Regions from separate parts of the Mus musculus genome. Here regions 1 and 3 are each linked to region 2. A link is a loop called in an ENCODE intact Hi-C map of the cell type or tissue named here. Cell type or tissue: left cerebral cortex. All regions are shown on one strand. Each heading gives the region's core, and the rest is flanking DNA. Links, peaks and the distances in the headings are about the cores only.

Region 1 (8,092 bases), core at 1,411-6,410, 160 kb before region 2:
TGTACATATGCAGTAAAGTTTTTTGCCAAGACACTGCCTGGCCCGGGCATGATAATGGGGTTCTGAGAGTATAACCAATCTGATGTGAGACATGCAAATGAGCTATGATAATAAGGTTCTGAGAGTATAACCAATCAGATGTGAGACATGCAAATGAGGTATGTTAATGAGGTTCTGTGAGGTACTGAGAGAGAGTAACCAATCAGATGAGGAACATGCAAATGAGGTATAGTGCATAACCAATCCGGGTGTGAGACACGCCTCTCCTAGGCCTATATAAGCAGCACCAGTTCTGGGCTTGGGGTCTTTTCGCCTCTGCAATCAAGTTCTCCCAATAAATGTGTGCAGAAGGATCCTGTTGCACGTCGTTCTTGCTGGCGAGACGGGCGTGCGCAAGAATGACATGTATGCTTGTGTGTGTTGTGACTTATATGTGTCTGTGTGTTGTGACATGTATGCTTGTGTGTGTTGTGACTTATATGTGTCTGTGTGTTGTGACATGTATGCTTGTGTGTGTTGTGACATATATGTGTCTGTGTGTTGTGACATGTATGCTTGTGTGTGCAAGATTTAAATTAAAAACTGCAGTGAATGAGCCAATAAGAAATTTGGAGAGAACAGAAATTAAAAATAAAATGAAAATACAATGATTTAACATTTACCATCCATAAATTATCTTTTAAATACTAATTAGTATATAACACATTAATACAACAGAACAGGTTATATATAAAATTTTCACCCTGCTTATTTTAATTCACATTAGTGAATTAAACACATATTTTTACTTTTTTAATCTCTTATTTATTTATTTATTTATTTATTTTTATGTGTATGGGAGTTTTGCCTATATGTGTATGTGCACATGTATGCTTGGTGCCTGAGGAGAGCACAAGAGGGCTTCTGATCCCTTGAGACTGGAGAAACAGCTAGTTATAAGCTGCCATGTGGATGCTGGAACTCAACCCCAGGTCCTCTGGAAGAGTAGCCGGAGTTCTTCAGCCATTTCTCCACTCCAACTCGTCTCTTGTTATATAATCATTTATACCAGTAAATATCATTTTTAATAACAATGAAGATGAAAACCCCAAATGGGGATGTCTGGTGTTCTGGAGACAATTCTGAGGAGGTGCTGAAACAAAGAGGTTTTCTCAGGCAGCCTCACCGGTTCAGAACTTAGTTTCTGTAAGCTGCCTGTCAGTGGCCTCATGTGTAAGCAAGACGGTCAGAGAATGAATAGTAACTTTAACCCCAAAGAGAAGCCAGCCCGATGCTACACAGGCTGTAGCGTCTGGAGGCTCACAAGCCTTGATCCTTTGTGGACAATGTTGCTAGCAGCCCCTCCTCACACGCAGGAATTCTGTGCATGGGCATGACACACCCACTCTTGCTGGGTGTCCACATCCCACGTTTTCCATGCACTCAATTGACCTCACAGAGGATGCGGAGTGCCATTTCATTCTCCTCACACCTCTCACGACGACGACTAAGTCTCTCATAACATCACTAACACAAGTCAGTCATCCTTCCTACAGATTCCTAAAAGTGAAGTCACTGAGTCCGCAGTGTGACAGCCATTAAGAGACTGACTTACTGAGGGGCTGACTCAGAGGACCCTGGCCTTTCTATGCAATCAAAGCAGAAGGCACAACTGTGTCAAATTATGACATAAAAATAGTTGAAAGTCTTCCAGACATTCTGTTCACGATTATAACTTACCCCCGATCAACGATAAGCCCTTTCTAGTTTATGCTAAATCAGGGTGGACATTTGATTAAAGAGTTTAGAATATGTAAATTTTATCAATATATTAAGGCAATCGCTACATTGTGAAGACTGAAAACTATTAAAAGCATTACCCCGTTTTTACTGCCAATGAAGAAAACAGATTTTTCTCCGATTTCAGCTCCGTCCCCTTCGCTCCCATGACTTCTCCGTTTCTCTACCTCAGCTTTTGCGATTTCCCAGAGAGTTTCACTGCATAAGTAGAAAGACAAATGGCACAGAAACAAAAGGAATCCTTAGAGATATTTATCTCCCGCAGAGAAATTTTATTTCAGTAAGATTTATAAAAATACTATTTCTTGATAGTCAATAGCTAGGTAAAACACTAGAGGACTTTTTTTCTAACTATCTTCACTTGGAAACGGCTCGTGAAGAGTACTGACAGAGCGCCCTAGCATCCATTCCTCTGCTGTGAGCAAACACCGCAACAAGGCAAGGATTTATTTTCCTCATATATCCAGGAGTCACGGTGCGTCGGTAGGTTAAGGCCACAGCAGTTTGCCTCAGCCAGACAGTCACACCCACAGCCAAGAGCAAAGAGAATGACAGCATGCCTATTTGCCCTCTTGGGGTAGGCTAGCTGTCCTCAAGCTCTAGGGACCCGCCTGTCTCCACCCCTCCTCCTAAGTCCCGAGTTTACAGACATGGGTCCCGCACCTTAGGTTTACCAGCTCAGGTCCTCATGCTTGAACATCAAGGACTTTATGCACTGGGCCATCTTCCAGCCCTCACCAAGTATTTGTTGAGCAACTAATGCATGCAAGCCTCTATGCTAATCCTCTAGTTCAAATCTATTGTCTCTGAAATGTCAATAAAAAAAAAAAAGAATATCTGCTTTGGGGGCCACAGTGATTGTTACATTGTCACTGTTCATTTAGTTTTAAACCACAAAAGCTATTGATGGCCTATAATTATTACCAGACTAGAACCTGAATCAGGGCTGGTGATAAAGTCTAAGCCGTTACCGTGCCTGCTCAATTCCCAGAACCCCACAAACAAAACGGGAGTGTTTTAAAATGTCAAAACAGGAAGACAAAGTCAAAATCGAAATCCCGAATGATCTGAACTCTTATTTCACAGGCCGAGGATTCTGCTTGCTCTGTTTACACACCAGTCCCCCAAAATATGGTTCTCTGTTTCTCAAGTACCCAGGGAAAGGAAAGGGTTCTTCAATCTGCCAAAACCCAAACAAAGAAACAAAACCCCCGCACTCACAGTTTCACTACAGTAACCTAAGCTGACTCAATTCCAGCCCGGAACTTCATAAACTCTACCGCAGCTTGTGCCTCTGATCCACAAAGTGGATCATACTGCGCCCTGGTGGACCCTTGGCCCTCTCCCTGACATCTTTGTAGGCCATTCGGAGGGAGGTTCGGGTACTTTAAAGGAACCTGGTAGAGATAAATGTTCAAGTGTATTTCATAAGCCATCAAGACCCCCAACTCTGCGCCTTCAAGGAGATGTTACACTTTCCTCCAAGGTACAGAAGCCCTGTGACACCAGGCAGGGGCCCCTGGGGAGAAGGCTCTGTGGTCTGGTTCACCACCATGCCCTGGCCCGCAACAGCATGTGGCTATCTGAAACACTTCACTGCAATCAGCGAATGGATGGAGTTGAAGATCTTTTCAAGTCGCTTTTTTTTCTAGTTTGTGACAGAATCCTCAAGTTATAGGTCGGGGGGGGGCGGGGAGCGGGGAGGGAGGGAGGGGTTGAGGGGGTTGAGTAGGAGGGTGGGATAGGGATGGAGGGTGGTGACAGCGAGGTACTACTGCTCCGACCAGCTCCGCATCGCCCACAGCGCCAGGGCTGGGTACCTCTGCTCCAACCTTCCGTATCCCTTCCCTATTCTGGTGGGAAAGAGGGCAGGTCGTGAGAGCCCCGCAGGCCGGTTCAGCAATACCTGGGCATGGTGGCTGCGCCGCCCCAGAGTTCCTGGGCTCCGCGTGAGGAACAACCCTGACCCAGGCAGGCTGCAAACACCTAGTTGGGCCAGAGAATGCAGGCTCCTCGGTTGCCATGGCAACGACGTCACGGCCGAGGTTGCGTCCCAAAGAGCAGCCTCATGGGAAGTGTAGTTCTCCACCTTCGGCTTACTTCTCCGTATTCAGCATCAAGCCCTAGGATGCCAGATGATATGGTGAGCATGCTTGTGCATCTGGAATGAAAATGTTGGGGGCTTGAAGGTTTTGTTTGTTTTTGTTTTTGTTTTTAGTTATACGGAGTGCAGACTGCATGCCAGGAGCCTCTGCTCTCTTATCGTTACTTTTTTCCTCTAGTGCCATGATTTGGAAGCTGAAACAATGTTGGGCAGTTACCTAATAAAACATAGGAGGAAAAAATTTCAACTGTTAAAATCAAAACAAGGAACAAGGTGTGCAAACTTTTTGCCCAGTTTTCTCCTCCTCCTCCTCCTCCTCCTCCTCCTCCTCCTCCTTCTTCTTCTTCCCCCTCCCCCTCCCCCTCCCCCTCCCCCTTCTTCTTCTTCTTCTTCTTCTTCTTCTTCTTCTTCTTCTTCTTCTTCGACAGGGTTTCTCTGTGTAGCCCTGGCTGTTCTGGAGCTCACTCTGTAGACCAGGCTGGCCTCGAACTCAGAAATCTGCCTGCCTCTGCCTTCCAAGTGCTGGGATTAAAGGCATGTACCACCACTGCCCAGCTTTGTCCAGTTTTCTGAACATTTGGATGTATGATGTTTTATGAAGCAGTGGATTTATTAATAAGTCAATGAAGTATGTGTTCTCCTACATACTTAATTTGTTTTATGCAGGAGGGCTTATATTTGTTTGAACTTTGTGGGCTCTTTATACATAGGCAGGAATCCCCACAAACTTATATAGAGTATTGCTCTGGGCAATACAGAGTAAGACATGAGATACAAACCCTTTTAAAATAGATGGACACAGCTAATTGTAATCATAACTCAGGGAAAGCAAGCTATTGTAGGAAAGGTACAAAGTGACCACAGCTGAAGCAGTTGACAAAGCATTCATGACAGGCTTGCTATTTGACCTGTTCTGAATGTTGAATAGACCCAGGTCCCAGATCCCTGAATGTCTGAAGGAAATTCTCTCCAAGCCTTTGGGTTCAGTTTCTATGGTGGGACGTATAAGAACATTGGGGTTTGGAATAAGATGAGCTGAGATTCAGTTCCTAGCATGCAGAAGGTTGAATGAATCCAAGGTCTCCTGCAAGCCAGGCAGGTGCCTTGCACCACGAGTTACCACCTCAGCCCTATTGGCAGATTTGAATGTAGAGACAGAAGGAGTATATTCCTGGAAATGAAGCAAAGTGTAGGAAAGAGTCAGGTCAGAAGGTCTGAGGCGAAGGTGTTCAGTGGAGGAAGGACGTTTTCAAAGACAGCCGAACACTCCTCACTCATTGCCCTCTGCGCTCTGGTGCTAGCCAGCCGGTGGCCTGTGAACTCCTGTTACTGTAATGACTTGGGATTCTGGGTTTACAATCTGTTCCTGGGTTTAGCATGCTGTTTAGGAAGTCAGGTAGGTATTAACAACCATTGTGATAACAGTTACGGTGGCTAATGTCATTTCCTAGGCACGACTTGCCAGGTACCTCTTCAAGGCTGTAACTGTTTTGGTTAACCAGGAGAGACGGTTGGAGGAGGGAGTTTGGTAAACGGGAAAGATCAAGGGCAGTGCTTCTCAACCTGTGGGTCGTGACTCCTGTGGGAGGTCAAACGGCCCTTTCACAGGAGTCACATGTCAGATATCCTGCATACCAGACATTCACATCATGGTTCATAACAGATGCAAAGTCAGTTATGAAGTAGCAACAAAATAATTTTTTTCCATTTATTCACTTTACATCCGGATCCCAGCTGCCCCTCTCCTCTCAGTGCCCCCCCCCCACTCCTCCCTCCCTCCATCCTTCCCTTTCTCTTCTGGGTACAGCAAGGCCCCCTTGGGTACCAGACCACCCCGGTGCATCAAGTCACTGCAGGACTGGACACAGAAAAATATGGAATGTTTCACGAAGTTTCACATCATCCTTGTGCATGGGCCATGCTAACCTTCCCTGTATCATTCGTATTTTAGGATATGCACCTCCGAAGCAAGCATGCGATGAAATAATTTTATGTAGGGGTCACCACAACATGAGGAGCTGTATTAAAGGGGGGCACGGAACAGGAAGGTTGAGAACCACTGATCAAGGGTTATCTGTCTGAGCCCTGGTCATCTGCATGAACTCAAGGTGGACTCAGTTGATCTGATTGGGCAGCTGAGTTTTGTCTTCCTCCTTTAATTGCACTGAGGTTTCATAGTTGAACAAAGAAAGTGACCTTTCTTCCTGTACAGATGGAAATCATTCTTTAGTGCAATGCCATATTAGTTACTTTCAGTTAGGATAAAACTCCAAGACCAAGGTAACTTACAGAAGAGCTAGTTTATTTTGGCTAACAGTTCTAGAGGGTTAGAGTCCAGTGGGGGCAGGGCATGGGAAGAAGCAACAGTTGAGGGAGCAGGAGCAGAGAGCTAAGAGCTTACACACCTCACACCACAGAGCAGAGAGAGAGTAAACTACAGGGTTTGGAGTCTTTAAACTCTCCAAACCTGTTCCGGGTGGTAATCTTCCTTCACCAAGGCTGGACCTATGAAACCTCTCCAAACAATGAAGTTTGCCAACGGGGCACCTAGTGCTCAAATGCCGAGACTATGGAGGACATCCAATAACAAAGTGTGCTGGTTAGATTTGTACCATCTGTTAGGAGGAAACCTTACTCGTAGGACTGTCTTCGTCAGATAAACCCATAGGCACATCTGTGGATGCATTTGTCTTGATTAATAATTGATTCGAGAGAACCCAGACAACTATGGGCAGTGCCATCCCTGGGCTGGTGGTCCTGGGCAGTATAACAAAATAAGCTGAGCAAGCCATGGAGAGCAAGCCAGTAAGCAGCACCCCTCCATGGCCTCTGCATCAGCTCCTGCCTCCAGGTTCCTGCTGTGCTTAAGTTCCTGCCCTGACTTCTGTCAGTGATTGGACACATAATTCAAATTAACCCTTTCCTCCCCCAAGGTGTTTTTTTTTTGTTTTGTTTTGTTTTTTTTTTTTTTGCTCATGGTCTTTGTCACAGTCATAAAGCAAAGTGGGACGTAAAGATTTGAGCCCGCTTCTGCATCACTTCAAGAAGGCTCAAGGATTTTAAAGTTGGTGGTGGCAGAGGAACACGTTTTATACTGCCTACTGCAGTATATATAGGTGCACATGGGAACTGTTTGGAGCGTTATGTATTGCCCAGAAGGATAGAAGGCCCCTGAGGAGCTGAGGCAGAAGCACACATTGGGCAGGTAGGCTGGAGTGCTGGGAAGGATCATGCAGTCTGGGTTTGCCTGTGTTGGTTATAAGAAGCCAAATAAGATTTTAAAACAGGCATGCCTTGATTCGTTCTGTGTTTCAGTGAGATAATTTTTTGCAGCTGTGTGGAGGATTTTTTGGAGGAACCTAGACCATATGGAGACTATTAACACCAGCAGCCAGGAAAGTGACAGAGTTCTTATGTCTCCTTTGTTTTCAGTGTTATACAAACTTCTTGCAGGAAAAACTGGTATACAGGAAACACACACACACAAACACACACACACACACACACACACACACACACAGAGAGAGAGAGAGAGAGAGAGAGAGAGAGAGAGAGAGAGAGAGAGAGAAACAGGGACTGTGGGTTCACTGGTAGAATTCTTCTCTAGCATGTGAAAAGTCTTGTGTTGAGTCCTTAGCACTCAAAAAGAGAAAGAACAAAAGTGTGGAAGAAGAAAACTGGTGAAGGAAGTTTACCCAGAAGAAATAAGCATTCAACATATCAATACCTTATATCTAATTATTTTTCTTGGAGTTAAGACTGTACTGTGGTAAAAGTCCGAATTTGAAGCAAGTTCAGAAACACATTTTTTGGGACAAAGTCTCCTTGTAAGTTGTGGTGATGTCTCTTGTAAGTTGAGTTACAATGCATTGGTAAGGAATAGCAGTATTTCACTATTAGGAAACACAAATGCATGTGTGCAGACATACATATAGATTATAGAACACCTTAAATTAATTTTTAGAACACTCATGTAAACAAAATAAGCTCTCTTAAGGGGTTTGCTATGAAATCATGGGAAAGCATATATTTCTATTTGCCTCTCTACATAGTCTCCAAATGCACAGGTACTAAAATTACAGTTTGCCTAAGCAGCCTCCTTTGAGGTGACTGGAGCAGAGTCACACTGAAGACACAGAATGAAGGCACCAGGGGGCAGTGACTGCCACTTTCCCACAGCACACCTCAGCTGCGACAATGAAACTGTTA
Region 2 (8,092 bases), core at 1,389-6,388:
TATTTGGAGGTGTGGCCTTGTTGGAATAGGTGTGTCACTGTGGGCATGGGCTTTCAGACCCTCATCCTAGCTATCTGGAAGTAATTATTTTCCTAGCAGCCTTCAGATGAAGACATAGAACTCTCAGCTCCACCTGCACCATGCCTGCCTGGACACTGCCATGCTCCCACCTTGATCATAATGAACTGAACCTCTGAACCAGTAAGCCAGCCCCAATTAAATGCTGTCCTTTATAAGACTTGAATTGGTCATGGTGTCTCTTCATAGCAGCAAAACCCTAACTAACACAACTGGGTAGGATCCCTTCTGGACAGGTTCCAAGGTTGGATGGGGAAACTCTTTGCCTAAACCAAGTCTCCTGGCTGGAACTACTAGGTGAATTTGGAAACAGGAGATGACAGGACTCCTTCACAGTCCAGTCAATGGCCCTGCAAGCTTCCTGCAATGCCATCAAGGACTGGAGAGAGGGGCGATCATACATTTCTGCTCAGAAGTCTCTCGGAGTTTGGAGAGGATGGGAGGTATCTCCCAAACATAACTTTAGAAGGAGGAAGCCCCTCCTGTAAGGAGCACATCAGGCCCTGCCCAGAGGATGGGGAGGAATTGGCCCCGTATTTTGTCAGTTTTCCAGGATCAATTTGGTCAGTCTCCTTAAGAGTTCTATTCATCTTTTCTACCTGGCATGAGCTCTGTGGGCTTTACACACACTGTTATTTCCAATTAATATTTAATACCTTTGTAAGATTTTGAGACACTTTTGAGACATGAAAGGCTGGGCCATTGTCAGACTCCAAAGCTAGGGGTAGTCCAAATCTAGAAGTTTTTTTTTTTTTTTTTTTAGTAAGGATTGGACAGAGTCTCTGTTTGGGTGGGGTAGGCCTCCACCCATCCTGAGAAGGTGTCTACAAATGGCAGCAAATATTTATAGCCAAATCAGTAGGCCTAATTTCAGTAAAGTCAAATTTCCAATGCTCCCCAGGCCCATTTCCTCAAGCCTGGATCTCTTGTTGGACCTTCCTTCGCCCTCTGGGATTTACCTGAGCCCAGGTGGCATATCTAAAAGTGGTGTCTTCAATCAGGCTTCCCAATTTGGAACATAATACTTGGGTCTGAGGAGTTCAGCAGTTTGTGTGGTCTCTAGGTGGGTGACTTGGTGGAGATCCAAAGCCAGTTGCCTTCTCAGTCTGCCTTGCAGCATCCATCATCTTTGTTTATGCTGGGTAGCCAGTTCTTATTTAGCCCATGCCAGGTGGTCCAGGAAGTGGGGCTCAGGCAGGGCTATCAAGACTTGAAGTGTCCCTACTGGTTTTAAGGCCACTTCTTGGGGCAGTCTGGTCAGTATGTGTTATTAGTGTATATGGTGACAGCCTTGTCTTCCCCAGTGGAATGTTTGAGTCAAAGTTCAGCTCATTGAGATGAGGTTCCCTTGCTTAAAGATTGTGCCCAAATAGTTAGTTCTATCTTAAGTCACTACTTTTGCCCTTGTATATTCCATCTTGGATGAAACTGCTTCCATCTGTGAACAATGCCTCATCCAGTGTTACCAATGGTACACCAGTCAGATCAAGCTTGATAGACTGGATCGGGTCAGTCACCTCAAGACAGTCATGCAGGGGACCTGAGGAGTTGATGGCTGATGTCTTGTGGAACCGAATGCCGGTTTGCCCCAAAGCAGGGCTTGGTATTGGATCATCTGGGAGTTAGACATCCATCTCATGGATGCTCCCCTCAAGAGGGTCTCAACAGAATGTGGGACTGTCAGTTTGTGTGCTAAAGTTAATCCGTCAGCTTTTTTTCTCTTACCAGCAAAGTGGTGGCAGTAATGACTCTCATAACTGCTGACCATCCAGCTGTGAACAGGTCAAGTTTCTTGTACAGATCTGTGAGGAGCGGGTGTGGCAGCAGTCCCAAAGGCGCCAGGGACTGCAGCTAAGTCATATGACTTGCACCTGACTTCCTCATATAAGCCAGAAACATCTTGAGAGCTGCGCAGGTGTACCAGGATACCGGTGAATCCATTTTGATGGAGATATGCCCTTGCTGCCCTGATTAGCTGAAGCTGTGTGCCTAGTGAGGTGGCGTGGCCTGTTGTGCGTGGATGGGAACTGAGAGTATAAAAGAGTGAGAGGCCCAGGGTTCGGGAGAGATATAAACAAGGGAGATATAGAGAAAGAAGAAACAGGACTGAATAAACGTGTGCAGAAGGATCCTGTTGCCGTGTCGTTCTTGCTGGCGAGTTGGGGGCGCGCGCAAGATAGATCTGCCACCAAATCTTTTCCAGGCTGCCCGGGTCTGCATGAAAATCCCCTTGACAGTGCCTCTGGCATCGTTCATGCACAAGGCTTAGTAATGTCTAGGAGGGCCAGGGCTGGGCAGACATCAGGGCCTTTCATGGCTTTGAAGGCCCTCTGTTCGGTCTCAGTCCATTCTAAGGACTGGGCTGTCCGTGAGCTGGCATAGAGGGGCTTGACTGTCTCAGCAAATCTCATTATCCATGGCCAGCAGTATCCAACCACCCTCAGGAATTCCCATACTTATTTTTGACCAGGGAGTAGGGATTTTCTTCAACTGCTGATTCTGTCTGCTGTTTGAGATTTCTTTTCTGCTACTGTTGCATTCCAGATTTTTCCTGCATTTTAATTCTTTAGCTGGCTGAAAAAAATTAACCTAACCCAAACCTCTAGACTGTATCATTTCAGGACCCCCAGACTATCAGTAGTTTGTTACTATTAGGAAAACCCCAGGCAGCCCTAAAAAGCAGGCCCACTGACTTGGTCCAAAATGACAGTCTTGGCTCAGCTCATGCTGCCCTATAGAATTGCTGACATTTTCAGCGTTCCTCAGAAATTTGAGGAATGGTTTCTGTCTGTCAGGAAGAGCCTTTCTCCTATTTTCCCTGCTTCTGGCAAAGAAGACATCTTCCTCCTTGTTGACATGCACCTCTGGTGCACACCAGAGCCAATGCTAGCCTCCAAACTCTTCTGGTCCTTTTCCACAGGTCCTGGTTAGGCATCTCAGAGCACAGATTAGTATCCTGGCCTTTTCCACTTCCTCCTCTAATTTAACAGTAGCCAGGCTTCCCTGATAATAACCTACTAATAACCTACACAATTCTTGCCACATCCGTCCTGCTTCCCTATCCCCGGCTATGTCCAGTCCCCTGCCCTGCTCCCACCCCTCTGCTCTGGACTCCTCCAGAGCAAATGTCCATATATATCAGCACAAATGCAGCACAGTAGAGAACGGCATATTAACAGTGAGTCAAAGAATTGTCACCACTCAGTTTTAGGTGAGTGACCTGAAAGCAATGCCAAAAGATGTGAATCGGTGGATAACAGACACAAAATCAACCAAGCTATTGTTTAGTGATACTGTAAGACCCCTGAAGCTTGGCCTCCGCTCAAGTCCCAGGATAAGTTGGCCAGCACCCCAAAGACGGGAGAGAAAATCACACTGATGCAAACTGCAAGAGGTTTTATTATCAGCTAGCTGAGGACAAACTCCTTCCGCCATGCAGGTCAGGGGAGTTTGACCCGACCCCGATGACCCCAGTGACAGTAGGGGGCTTTTAATAGCTAGCTGAGGAGTTGGGAAGAGTTGGGCGGAGTGTCCTTGGTGAAATTTACAAGGCAGAAGGAGTGGGGAGTGAGTTCTTTCTGAATTTTTATCTTCCCCTAACCCTAACCCTGAGTCCTTGGCACAGGAAGCCAGGCAAGTGCTGGCTGGGTCTTTTACAATTATCGCATCTCTGGTTGTAAAGTATAGAAACAAAAAGGCTTTTTGCTGGCTATAGAGAACAAAGAGCTTCTTTCTAGCTGTATTTTTATAGGTCAGGGAAAACAAGCTTGGGGAAATGTTTTAGGGGCTTTACCTTTCAAGGAGAAACGCTTTAAGTCAGGGTCTCACAATACACGTGGCAAAACCACAAAGAAATACAAAGTTTGATAGAAAAGCCATCCACCTGATGAACCTAATTTTCATTGTTTTTCCCAACTATGTATCTCAGAGCCCAGGCCAGCATCCCGGCCTTTTCAGCATCTTGTCCGTTCTGTGATCTTGTCCCTTGTCCCAGCTCCTTACTAAGGTGATATAGGTCTCTAATTTTTACTCAGTTTTAAAGGACTGGACTGCAAGATAGTCTGTGAGTTGTGTAAAAGATGCAGCCTTTAAGGCAGCGTTTAAGGCTCGGACAGTGGAGTTCAAGTCGTTGCTCTTGGCTTCAGTTCCCGTCCCTGGCACAACCGTCCCCGAGTGTAGATTTTGCCTGTCTCTGCGCTGGGCACAGTGAATGTAGAAAGTCTGGGTTGGAACAGAAATGTCGGCCTGACACCTAGAGGTGTGGAGGCTGCTGCTCTGCCAGCCAGAAGGAGGTGAGGGGCATGCAATTCCCAGCAGTCACCATCATAGGCTCGCTTATCAAGAACTGTTTAGTCGCGGGCTCTCTAAATCCCCTCGCAAACGCCCTCTTTGATGACGTCACAACCCACCCTCACTTCTGATTGGAGGAGCGGCACTCGGCCGCTCTCGCGATATTTCCGTGCCAGCTTCCAGCCCTGCCTCCCTTCGCCGGGGACCGGTTTTTGGATCGCGCACCACGTTACAAGCCGCAGGGACGCGGTAGACTTGACGGGCTTCCGGGTCTCGTCCAGAGGTGGCGACGCTTTGCAGACGTCCTCGGGCACGAGGTTTGGCTCGCGGGCGCGCTGCCTGCCAGGCACGCGGGCGCGGGGGACCGACTTCGCCACAGCGCGGCCGGGGCAGCTTGCAGGCCACCCCGAGGGTGCCAGCCGTGGCTTCCGGGCGCTGAGGTCTCCATGGAGACAGACAGCCCTTGAACCACGTTTTCATCCGTCCTTCTGTCAGTCTTTGGACTCCACGTGGGAGGCGGTCGGGAAGGTGTAGATGTAGATGGGCGGGAAGCAGCAAGTGGCACCTATGGGCAGATGCCCATCAGGCTGAACCGGGATTTTCGGCTCTGGGCCGGCCCAGTTCACCCGGACACACGTTTACCCTTAGAACGCGCAGAATCACCGAGTCTATCTCTGTGTAGTCCCTAGGACTCCGGGATCAAATACTGCTGCAAACTTGCCATTTCAAATCACAAGTGTCCCCTCAGTTTCCTTCCTCAGTACTTTCTCAGTACTTTGCACGCTGGCTGCTCGTTTGGGAAATTATTTCCCTAAACTTAACCCAGAACTTCAAGGCCTTTCCTTGTTGTCTCTCTGTCTGGCTGTGTTCATTAACTTTTTTGCTTGACTGCTCATTTGCCGTTGCTGTAGTGACTTGCCGTCCAAATGGACTATAAATGCTTCAGTTTCTGGAGCGGTATGCCACTTAGCTGTAGCATGTCCTTTTAGGTACCAGGTAGCCCACCTTCCTTCTAAAAGTATATATGTCCCTCCTATAATATCTCTAGCAATTGTTAATTAAGAATTCCTTGATTTAGTTCATGAAATTTTAATAAAGCATTTACTACATGCATGAACGACTAAGGAGTTAAGAACGGGAACACTGAACACAACTATTCAGTTCATTGCAACCTTTATGGAGCTTAGTGCTAGGAAAAACAGGCAATAGACAGGTGTGCCAGTTAGTGTAATCTTAGGTAGTAATACATGCTGTGAAAGAAATCTGAAATGAATGGCAGAGGAAGCTGGGGCCAGATTGTTTTCAGGCCATACACCCAAATTTGGATGTAACTAATGCATTTTATTTAGTGCAAGGGAAAACCTTTGGGAAGTTTATAAGCAAGTGCATGGTTAGATTGCTTTGATTCTTCAGAGACAAGTAGGGACAACAAGGAAGCTATGTCAGGAGTTTAAGTGACGCATGCTGAGTCGTTTTCTGCCTGGGAGGGTCTGCAGGTAGACCATTCCTCAGTGGCCACGGAGGTCTGCCTTTGACTTAAGCTGGAATCTGTATCCTCAAAGCTTTCGTAGAATGTCTAATTATTAAATGGGACAAAAGAAATCTCTCCTTCAAAGCAGCACCTCATTTAAGGACAACATAATGAAACCCCCCATTTTCAAGGTAGTAAAAAAACCTTAAACAAAAAGCCCACAGATTTTGTTTGGCAAACCAGATCTCCTCAGCTCAGAAATTGTCACTCACTAGTGGCTTTGTTGGGAGATATCTATTGGTCATCTTAATTTGTTGGTAGTAAGATAATCCTGGCATCTCATGGGGTGCAGGCTGGGGAGGCTCTAAGCACCCTACGGTGCACAGCCCACCATCCTCAGTAAGAGACACGTGGCCTCAAATGTCACTGTTGTTGCAGGAGAAACTCTCCACTGGACCACTGCCTCAAGTTCTTCCTTCTTGCAGAGCGCTGTTCATCCTGTGTAAGATGGGTGTGAAGAAGAAAAGAGAAATGCAGGTTGCTGCGCTGACTGTCTGTCATCAGGACATGGAAACTTTGAGATGTATGTGATTTTGACAGTTCATTTGTCCAGTGAACAGATTTGTAAACAGAGTGTGTGAATCGCTGGAACCTGGCCTCCCTTACTGAGGGACTGGGACTTGGGACATGTGAGAGAAAATAAGTAAACCCTGTCCTTCTCAGTCTTCTTCTGGTCTGGTGTTTCACAGCAGTGCAGTGCAGACTAGGACAGTAAGTTTGTGTGTGGGCACACGGTGTTTCACAGCAGTGCAATGCAGACTAGGGCAGTAAGTGTGTGTGTGGGCACGTGGTGTTTCACAGCAGTGCAGTGCAGACTAGAGCAGTAAGTGTGTGTGTGGGCACACGGTGTTTCACAGCAGTGCAGTGCAGACTAGGACAGTAAGTGTGTGTGCACGTGGTGTTTCACAGCAGTGCAGTGCAGACTAGGACAGTAAGTGTGTGTGTGGGCACGCGGTGTTTCACAGCAGTGCAGTGCAGACTAGGGCAGTAAGTGTGTGTGTGGGCACGTGGTGTTTCACAGCAGTGCAGTGCAGACTAGGGCAGTAAGTGTGTGTGTGGGCACGTGGTGTTTCACAGCAGTGCAGTGCAGACTAGGGCAGTAAGTGTGTGTGTGGGCACGTGGTGTTTCACAGCAGTGCAGTGCAGACTAGGGCAGTAAGTGTGTGTGTGTGGGCACGTGCTGTTTCACAGCAGTGCAGTGCAGACTAGGGCAGTAAGTGTGTGTGTGTGGGCACGTGGTGTTTCACAGCAGTGCAGTGCAGACTAGAGCAGTAAGTGTGTGTGTGGGCACACGGTGTTTCACAGCAGTGCAGTGCAGACTAGGACAGTAAGTGTGTGTGCACGTGGTGTTTCACAGCAGTGCAGTGCAGACTAGGACAGTAAGTGTGTGTGTGGGCACGCGGTGTTTCACAGCAGTGCAGTGCAGACTAGGGCAGTAAGTGTGTGTGTGGGCACGTGGTGTTTCACAGCAGTGCAGTGCAGACTAGGGCAGTAAGTGTGTGTGTGGGCACGTGGTGTTTCACAGCAGTGCAGTGCAGACTAGGGCAGTAAGTGTGTGTGTGGGCACGTGGTGTTTCACAGCAGTGCAGTGCAGACTAGGGCAGTAAGTGTGTGTGTGTGGGCACGTGCTGTTTCACAGCAGTGCAGTGCAGACTAGGGCAGTAAGTGTGTGTGTGTGGGCACGTGGTGTTTCACAGCAGTGCAGTGCAGACTAGAGCAGTAAGTGTGTGTGTGGGCACACGGTGTTTCACAGCAGTGCAGTGCAGACTAGGACAGTAAGTGTGTGGGCACGTGGTGTTTCACAGCAGTGCAGTGCAGACTAGGACAGTAAGTGTGTGTGTGGGCACGCGGTGTTTCACAGCAGTGCAGTGCAGACTAGGGCAGTAAGTGTGTGTGTGGGCACGTGGTGTTTCACAGCAGTGCAGTGCAGACTAGGGCAGTAAGTGTGTGTGTGGGCACGCGGTGTTTCACAGCAGTGCAGTGCAGACTAGAGCAGTAAGTGTGTGTGTGGGCACACGGTGTTTCACAGCAGTGCAGTGCAGACTAGGACAGTAAGTGTGTGTGCACGTGGTGTTTCACAGCAGTGCAGTGCAGACTAGGACAGTAAGTGTGTGTGTGGGCACGCGGTGTTTCACAGCAGTGCAGTGCAGACTAGGGCAGTAAGTGTGTGTGTGGGCACGTGCTGTTTCACAG
Region 3 (8,092 bases), core at 1,298-6,297, 180 kb before region 2:
TCGTTCAGCTGGGGCAGCAACAGGCTCCACCCTGCCCTGGGGCTCTACTCTCTTTGAGCACTTTGACTCAGGAAAGCAAACCACCAACTATTTATTCAACAGCTAAGATAGCCTTGTTTGTTGTTGTTGTTTGTTTTGTTTGTTTTTGAGACAGGGTCTCATTATAGAGGCTCAGAAAAGGTAGAGTATTTTAATTCCCACAATTACTCTTTTAACGTGCAAACATTTTAAGTTTGCCTAGCAAAAGCAGTTCAGAAATTAAGGTAGTATTTTTCAGCAAAATAGTTTTACATTTTATCTTTTGTTTAAAGGATAACCAGCAAAGTCTGGCCCACCTCGGAAGATCATTACAACCCTGTGCTTTTCGGGTTGTTTCTGAGACGCTCAGGCCGCCTTGGACCTGAGCACTTCCTGCCCCATGCATCCGTCTCCTGAGGTGGGCTATTTATTCACTGGCTCCACAGTTCAGGCCCGCACCCCTCCTCACGAAGCAGGCAGGCACGGTTCCCATCTGCTTTTACCTCAGAGGATGCAAAGCTTAGGTGGCTGGTCCAGAATCCTTGTCTGACAAGGAGTTGGTCACAGTGACACTGACCTGGGCAGCTCGACTCCAAAATTCATGATTTTAACCTCTATACCAGCATTGCTTTTACATAAAACACCATCTTATTAAAATCCCGCCCTTGCCCCCCTCCTCCCGGGCCCTTCCATTGAAGGAATATAGATTCTAATTCTTGAAGACAAAAATAAAAATGTGTGAACACACCAACATATCTCTGAAGCTTGCCTGGGCTTACAGACACAAGCCGTGGAAGGTGGGGAGGCCATGGGCAGAGGGCTCTGCAGGGGCCCTGTCTAAGCAGAGCTTTGGAAGTGAGAAGGAAAGGGGCAGGGCGAGCTCAGGTCTCTATTATTCCCATCTGGGCAGCCCGCTCCTTTCTCCACACACCCAGAGGGCAGGGAGGCACTGACCATCAGCGAGGCTCCGTAGTAATGTGCCACAAAGCGCAGGGTCTTACATATCACCTTTCTCTTCTCAGGATCAAAATCCTGTGGAAGAAAATCATTACAAGGAAAAAATAAGCCAGAGGACTCAACAGCTCACTTGGGGAGAAACACATTATTTGTTTTTAAATCCCCACCCTGAGGAGTCCGGCTCGGTCACCTCCACGTTCACATCTGGAGAGACTGAACAAGCCGCCGTCTCCTACTGCTATCAGATCTGTTTAAACGCTTGGCTTCAGAGAGTCCAGATATAAGCACACATTTCATCCTGCGCAATACCCTAAGGACTCCCTGACAAGCCAAGATAAGAAGAAACTAATTTCCTACTTTCTTCAGTTTACAGTTGGGGAGTAAATCTTATCCCTCAGTGCTAAGATTTGTTTTTAAGTTTTCTGCCTCGCCCCGTTCTAACCAATGGGCTCATTTTCCTGAACTCCTTGGGATGTCCTCATCATACCGTCCTTTCTAACATCTTTTACATGGATGTCTCTGAGCTGGTCCCTTCCAGAGGTACTGTTCTTATTTCATCATTTTCCCATAAAAGCATAGCTACACATGCCCCATGAACAGCTAGACATAGAAGCACCTACCTGGAAAATATCATATTTACTTCCAATAATGACCAGAGGTATTGGAAATGGGTCAATTAATTCCCGGTCCTGTTAATAAACAGATATACTTGATTATAGTTGTGTATTGCTATGTCCTCAGGAATTTCTGTTTACTTCAGAAAACACCTTTTACTCTCGTCATTGATGTTGACCATATTTTCTGAAATAGAGTTTGCTATGATATTAACTTTCACTTTGTGCTATATTTTAAGTGTGAAGCCAGAAATGGCAATTGTCATAACACCATGGCGCCCATTCACTTTTGTGGTCTGCTACTCTGGTTTGTTTGTTTGTTTGTTTGTTTGTTTGTTTTGTTTTCCAAGACAGACTCTCTCTGTGTAGCCCTAGCTGTCCTGGAACTTGTTTTGTAGACCAGGCTGGCCTCGAACTCTGACATGCCTGCCTCTGCCTCCTGAGTGCTCCACCCGGCTACTGCTGGGCTTCCCTACAAGGACATCATCTTTAAGGGGCTTCTCATTTATGTAAAGTGCGTGCTGCTTGGCTGAATTTGGTCCTGATACTTTGTAAGACACAGGCGCACAAACTATGGACACTAGGAAATGCTTCTCTTAGTTTTCTAGATGATGACATTCCAACTGTATCTAAAACCTTGTGCTGCCACCACAGCAACTCTAGGACTTGATAGTTTGGGGATGGCGGCGGGGGGGGGGGGGGGGGGGTGTCACATGACAGCCACTGAATGAATGCAGACGCCTGTTGCTGGGGAGGCAGCTGACTCTCAGCTCCTGCTTCAGTCCGTAGCTTCAGCCAGCCTCTCCCAGTTCAACCCGGATTTTCATCTTCATTTTACAAAGATTATACAATCAGTGTCAGAACTCTGCTCTAAAACTCCCTTTCTCTTGAGTTATGGTAAGGTTCATCGCAGTGAACACGGCAGATGTCTGACGAGGAGACGTCAGCGTCTTCCCCTTCTCTGGCTCTTTCTGAGGTTTATGAAATTGCTGTAATTTTCCAGTAAACCAGTTCATTTACATCAAACACATTTTAAGTCATGCAGAAAATGAAAGAAGCTGCATTGAGGTACTGTCTCTACTCGGTGTGGCACTGAGGCCAGAACAAACCGGGAAGCTCACCGGATGGTCCTTCTGCACCACGCTCCACATTCGTTGCCGCATCTCGGCCGAAGCCTTGGAGCTTGTCTTGCCCAGCTTCATTATCACCTTGTCTACATGGCTTTTTGTGGCTTGCAACAGATTTTCCATGGTTGACCAAAGATCATTAGGTTTGGAAAGATCCAAAACAAGAACAATAGAAAATGTCCTAAAGAGATAAAACAGCTGTAAACAAAGAGATTCCTCGTGGTAACTGTTTTGAGATGTGAAATGTCCTGAAATTTATCTAATATAGTTACAAAACCCAGCATGCCATTATTCCAAGACGGAGTGAGAGCTCACTTAGAGCCTTGTGTACTCTGGTCCTTCCTACTGGTACTCAGTATGACAGCTAAGAACGATGCAGTTCAGACAGAGAAGCTGAACGCGAATGGTCCGATGATGCCACATTTAGACCTGACTTTACCTGGTGCTCCACAGAAAAGGAGCAAAAATCTCAGTGCCAAGGTCAGCAGCAATGCAATGTATACGGAAGGGAATGGACACACTGACAAGCCTTACTGGGAAGCCAGCGGGCTTGCTTAAGCTTTTTCTAGGCAGTTTCCCTAGATGTGCTGATGCCTGTTTTATGGATCTGAAATTAGAAGCGCTTATTTATATAACTAGTAAGCTGGAAAAGTGCTTTTAAATCAAAGTCGTCTGTTTTCCAGCTATACTTCTCTCTCTCTCTGAAAACACGGCTCTGATTAGCAGAGGACACTGCCATCACCACAGACAGTGGGCTCCACTCCTACACATTAAACATAAATCTAAATCTAAACTCTACAACAAAACAACCCATTTAAAAATAGATTCCAATAACTCCAAAGAGATAGCTGTTGGCCAAGAAGCACATGAAAAGATGCTTGAGGACTGAAGAGATGGCTCAGAAGGTTCAATCCCTGGTTTACAAGCGTCTATGACTCTAGTTCCAGGGGGTTCTGACGCCCTCTGCTGGCCCCTGTAGGTACTGCATGCATGTGGTACACAGATACACATAACATGCAGGCAAAACAACACTACACATAAAATTTTTTAAAATGCTCAACAATTTCAATTATTAGAAAGTTGTCAAAATGAGAGTGTGCTCACAGCCGTTAGGGTAGCTGTTATCTAAGAAAAGACATAGGAAGTAAGTGCTGCTGAGAATACAGAAAATTTAACTGTGCATCAAGGGTATAAAACAGTGTAGCAGCTTTGGAAAACAGTGTGGCGTTCCTGAAACAACACAACAGAAACACCACGTGGTTCAACATTCCATTTCCAGGTCTATGCCCAAATTCTGAAGAATATTTGTTATTTGTGTTTTGAGACCTTGTAGCCCTGGCTGTTCTGGAACTTACTATGTAGCCAAGGTTGGCCTTGAACCATCTGCTTGCCTAGGTCCCAGACTGCTGGGATTATAGGCACGAGCCACTATGCCCAGGGGGAAGCTACGACTGAAACAGGATGTGGATATCAGTGTTCATGGCAGCGGCATCCACGATAGCCAAAGGGCAGAACAGCCCAAAAGTCCATGGACGGATTGATGGGTGAACAGACCGTAGGATATACAGATGGTGAAGCATTGCGCACTATTACAAAGGAGGGAAGTTCAACACATGCTATACTATGACCTTGAGGACATTATACTAAGTTAAATAAACTACAAAAAGGCAAATACTCCATGACCTCATTATATAAGACACCATGGAGTCAAACTGCTAAGAGCCCACAGGAACTTTCCTGCAGGAAGACCACGAAGTCCTAGGAATGAATGTGGTAGTGCTGGCTGTACAACCGTGGACATGTGCTGGCTGTACAACCGTGGACATGTGCTCAAAGCCGCAGAAGACCTCACCAAGACGTACATCAGTGGGAGATGTTATGTTGTGTATATTTTAGCCAACTGAAACACACACACACACACACACACACACAAACACACACACACACACACACACGAATGCTTTAGAAAATGGTCAGAATAAGTATGTAGACATTTAATCATGGCCAACAATTTTTTTTTGAGACAAAGTTTCTCTGTTTCTCTGTGTAGGCCCAGCAGTTCTGGAGCTCACTCTGTAGACCAGGCAGCCCTGGGATTGACAGAGATGCGCCTGCCTCTGCCTCCCAAGTGCTGGCGTCCCATCTGTGCACCATCACGCCCGACTCAGAGCCAACATTCTTACTCAACAGGCAAATATTCTGCTAGGAGATAAAAATGATGCTATTCAGGTTTTTTGTGGGGTCAGTCAAACCAGCTATTTTGGGTAATGCATACAAAACAATATCTAAATTCTGTGCCCATGGTCTCAATTTAGTAAGGATACTTTAGATACTAATAGCAAACATATCTGTAAAATTACTGTCTTTCTATGTCACCTAATTAAGTTTATAAACAGTCTGCTTCTCTAAAGACTCATATACTAAATATGTACTAGTAAAGAAACTAATTTTACTCTTAGAGCTTTAGCGTATCATAGTTTGGTTCTGTTTTATAAGACGGTCATAACCTTTTTACTATGGTCAAATAGTACAACATAAAAATCACTTTTAACCCTGAAAGCAGGCAGGACAGGGACAGATTACCTAACATTTTGTTTCTAGCACTGTGTCTCTCTGTCCCTTCTTTATGGAAAATGTTAGCTAAGTAAACAGCTTAAAAATTCTTAAAGTGAGACTGGTCCACAGGAAATGTTCTTTTGCAAGTTAATCTGAGAGGGCTAGGCCGACTCCATGCCAGGCTTCAAGTGGGCAGTTACGGAGACGAGGCCTAAATTTCTGTTTCCAAGAACTGGGCAAGTCCATGCAGTCCAGGCCTCAGAAGCCGCCCCTGCCACCTGGCCTGAGGCAAGGACAATGGGTCAGCGGCAGTGTCCAGACTTCCTCAGCTACTTCCTCAGTAACAGTTTCCAGACCTCCCCAGCAAGTTTCCAGCCCCCACACCCCAGTAATGGAATGTCTGTAGAGATGGTCCCAGCAGATTAGCATGGAGGTCACCTACCCTGGAATTCCCTAATGTGCTTTAAATCGGACTGTGAGCTCACTTGGGTGTCTTTCTATCTTGGCAATGAATGGGAGAGCCCAGCATGTGGGACTTGTGCAGAATAAAACACTCGTTGCATTTACATACGATTTGAGTCCGGGGAGCCATTCTTCAGCGAACTGTGGACCCTTACAAACCAAAGTCTGCTCTATGAACATTATGTCAAGGGTAAACAATATCTAATTGCATGTGACAATATGTCAGTTTCTCAATGTGCTGGGGTTTGCCCTAAACAAGAAAATTATGTGTTAAACTAATTCCAGTTTAAAAACTCTCTGTGGTTCAACTACAGGAAGGAAGATCCTCACTAACCGCACCCAACTTTGGACCCAGACCTGGGCCTAATTCATTACAACCGGGTCCTTCCTCTCTCCCAAAGCTGGCTCCAGCTGTCCTGGAGCCTAAGGACATGTCAGACCCCACACAGTGAGGTATTAAAGAAACATGGAAAGTTTTCACCTCCTGTAGAAACCCGAATTTCCACGAGTCTGTCTGGCCTAGTCGTACACAAGTCTGTCCTAGTCGTATACAAGTCTGTCCTAGTACAGGCAGAAGTGGGCTTCTGCTTGCAGCCTTCCTGCCTCTTGGCAACACAAGGTGGCAGCGGGCTCTTAGCTCCTCCCCACCCTCCCCATCTCCACTCTTACTGCCTCTTCTCAATGGTCAACTACAAAGTGCTACCTCCTAGGAAGCTTTGCTTAAGTCCATTCAAGAGCCCGGCAGTGGCCGTGCACACCTTTGATTGCAGCACTCCGAAGGCAGAGGAAATCTCTGAGTTCAAGGCCAGTCTGGTCTACAGAGTTCCAGGGTAGCTAAGACTACCTCAAACAGAGAAATCCTGTTTGAGAAAAAAAAGTGGGAGGAAGGAAAAGGAAGAGGAAGAAGAAAGAGGAAGAGGAAGAAGCAGCGGAAGGGAAGAAAGAAAGTAAGGAACAACAACAACAATAACAACAACAACAACAACAACGTCAAATGTAAAACTATGTAGCTGTAAGTTTTTCTTAACAAACCAACCAACCAGCCAAAACAAAATAAAAGAAAACCAAACCAAACCAAACAAACAACACCCCCTCAACAACTAATGTCCCAGGGAAAAGGTATTTATAAGCAGAATCGCAGGGTCTCCACGTGTATATACACAGCCTAACTGAAGGGCCTCCACGTATATACACAGCCTAACTGAAGGGCCTCCATATATATACACAGCCTAACTGAAGGGCCTCCATGTATATATGCAGCCTAACTGAAGGACCTCCACGTATATACACAGCCTAACTGAAGGGCCTCCATGTATATATACAGCCTAACTGAAGGGCCTCCATATATATACGCAGCCTAACTAAATGGCCTCCATGTATATACACAGCCTAACTGAAGGGCCTCCATGTATATATACAGCCTAACTGAAGGGCCTCCATGTATATACACAGCCTAACTGAGCATCTTGTCACCAAATGAAGCTTCCAGTACTGGGAACAGGTTACACCTAATTAAATTGTTGGCCAAAGGGGCTCCATTCCAATCCCCAAACAACCTAGGCTGTTGTCAAGGCTGCTCTCCACAAACTGGCAACAAGGCCCCACTGCTAAAGGCAACATCTACACAACACACTGAGCACAGAGAAATCAAGCTGGTGACTACACAGAGCCTTCACCCCTGTGGGCTAGCGTCTTTGGAACAACAAGGTACTCTGCGCACTACTGAAGGAGAAACGTACACACCAACTCAGCTACAAACCCTTCTGTGTACAACAGTGTCCCGCCTACAAGATGTGCTGGTGCAAATGGTGCACAAGGCTTGTGAGAGGAAACAACCGAGATCTGACTTCATTTAAGGGCCACTCCAGAAGAGGGAACCACACCCAACAATGCTTGCATAACCAAGAACCTGACACTAGCTAGCTTAGGGACCTTGGATAAAACTAAACACTTGTGTTCCACTAAAAGAATACAGCAATTTAGTGACTACTAAGAACACTCCGCTGCCCTCACAGATCAGTAGTGCTCAGCCACATCAGAGACAGGAACAGAGATCCACAGCCACACATGCTGAGAACCAGAGTCCTGGGACCACTCAGCTTTAACCCCACTGTCTCTATTGAATGCTTCCTCTCTCAGGGCTCAGGGAACCCTGCTGGAGAGGAGGCAGAAAGACTGTAAGAGCCAGAGGGGCTGGAAGACACCTAGGAAACAAGGTCCTCTAAATCAACAGGTCCTGTGCACACATGAGCTCAGAGACTGAGGCAGCATGCACAGGACCTGCACGGGTCTGCACCAGATGGGGTCCCAGAAGCTATGAAAACCTTACAAATGGAAACTTAGTTCTGTCCAATGGAG

Evidence for each region. Hi-C counts contacts between places; a loop is a spot of excess contacts. Peaks named below come from ENCODE experiments on the same cell type or tissue, not always from the same donor. Only the 100,000 strongest peaks of a DNase experiment are listed, where the experiment ranks them.
Region 1: it touches region 2 in a loop (2.6-fold over the local background); 5 of 42 quality-filtered maps call a loop at or near these places.
Region 3: a loop joins it to region 2, with 2.2 times the contacts of the local background. A loop is called at or near these places in 2 of 42 quality-filtered maps.

Annotation. Positions count from the first base shown.
Region 1 is chr17:84,622,170-84,630,261 of GRCm38, reverse strand. Dync2li1 (dynein cytoplasmic 2 light intermediate chain 1) reads right to left here and starts at 3,787. Exons shown (of 13, transcript NM_172256.2): 1 at 3,686-3,787; 2 at 1,860-1,977. The coding sequence starts at 3,693. It overlaps Gm26066 (a small nuclear RNA gene), which reads right to left and starts at 5,856; the gene lies at 5,752-5,856. In left cerebral cortex, for the core only: a CTCF peak has its summit at 3,607; DNase peaks (open chromatin) are centred at 1,430, 3,323 and 3,805; H3K4me3 peaks cover 1,342 bases; H3K27ac peaks cover 444 bases.
Region 2 is chr17:84,462,687-84,470,778 of GRCm38, reverse strand. It overlaps Thada (thyroid adenoma associated), which reads left to right and starts at 4,571. Exons shown (of 38, transcript NM_183021.3): 1 at 4,571-4,685; 2 at 6,278-6,422. The coding sequence starts at 6,347. In left cerebral cortex, for the core only: a CTCF peak has its summit at 4,370; a DNase peak (open chromatin) is centred at 4,514; H3K4me3 peaks cover 1,568 bases; H3K27ac peaks cover 763 bases.
Region 3 is chr17:84,637,677-84,645,768 of GRCm38, reverse strand. It overlaps Dync2li1 (dynein cytoplasmic 2 light intermediate chain 1), which reads right to left. Exons shown (of 13, transcript NM_172256.2): 6 at 2,711-2,897; 7 at 1,596-1,664; 8 at 973-1,050. Among named protein-coding and RNA genes, the nearest start is that of Dync2li1, 15 kb to the right of the region's middle. In left cerebral cortex, for the core only: a CTCF peak has its summit at 3,681 (motif pointing left); DNase peaks (open chromatin) are centred at 2,613, 3,294 and 3,627; H3K27ac peaks cover 1,750 bases.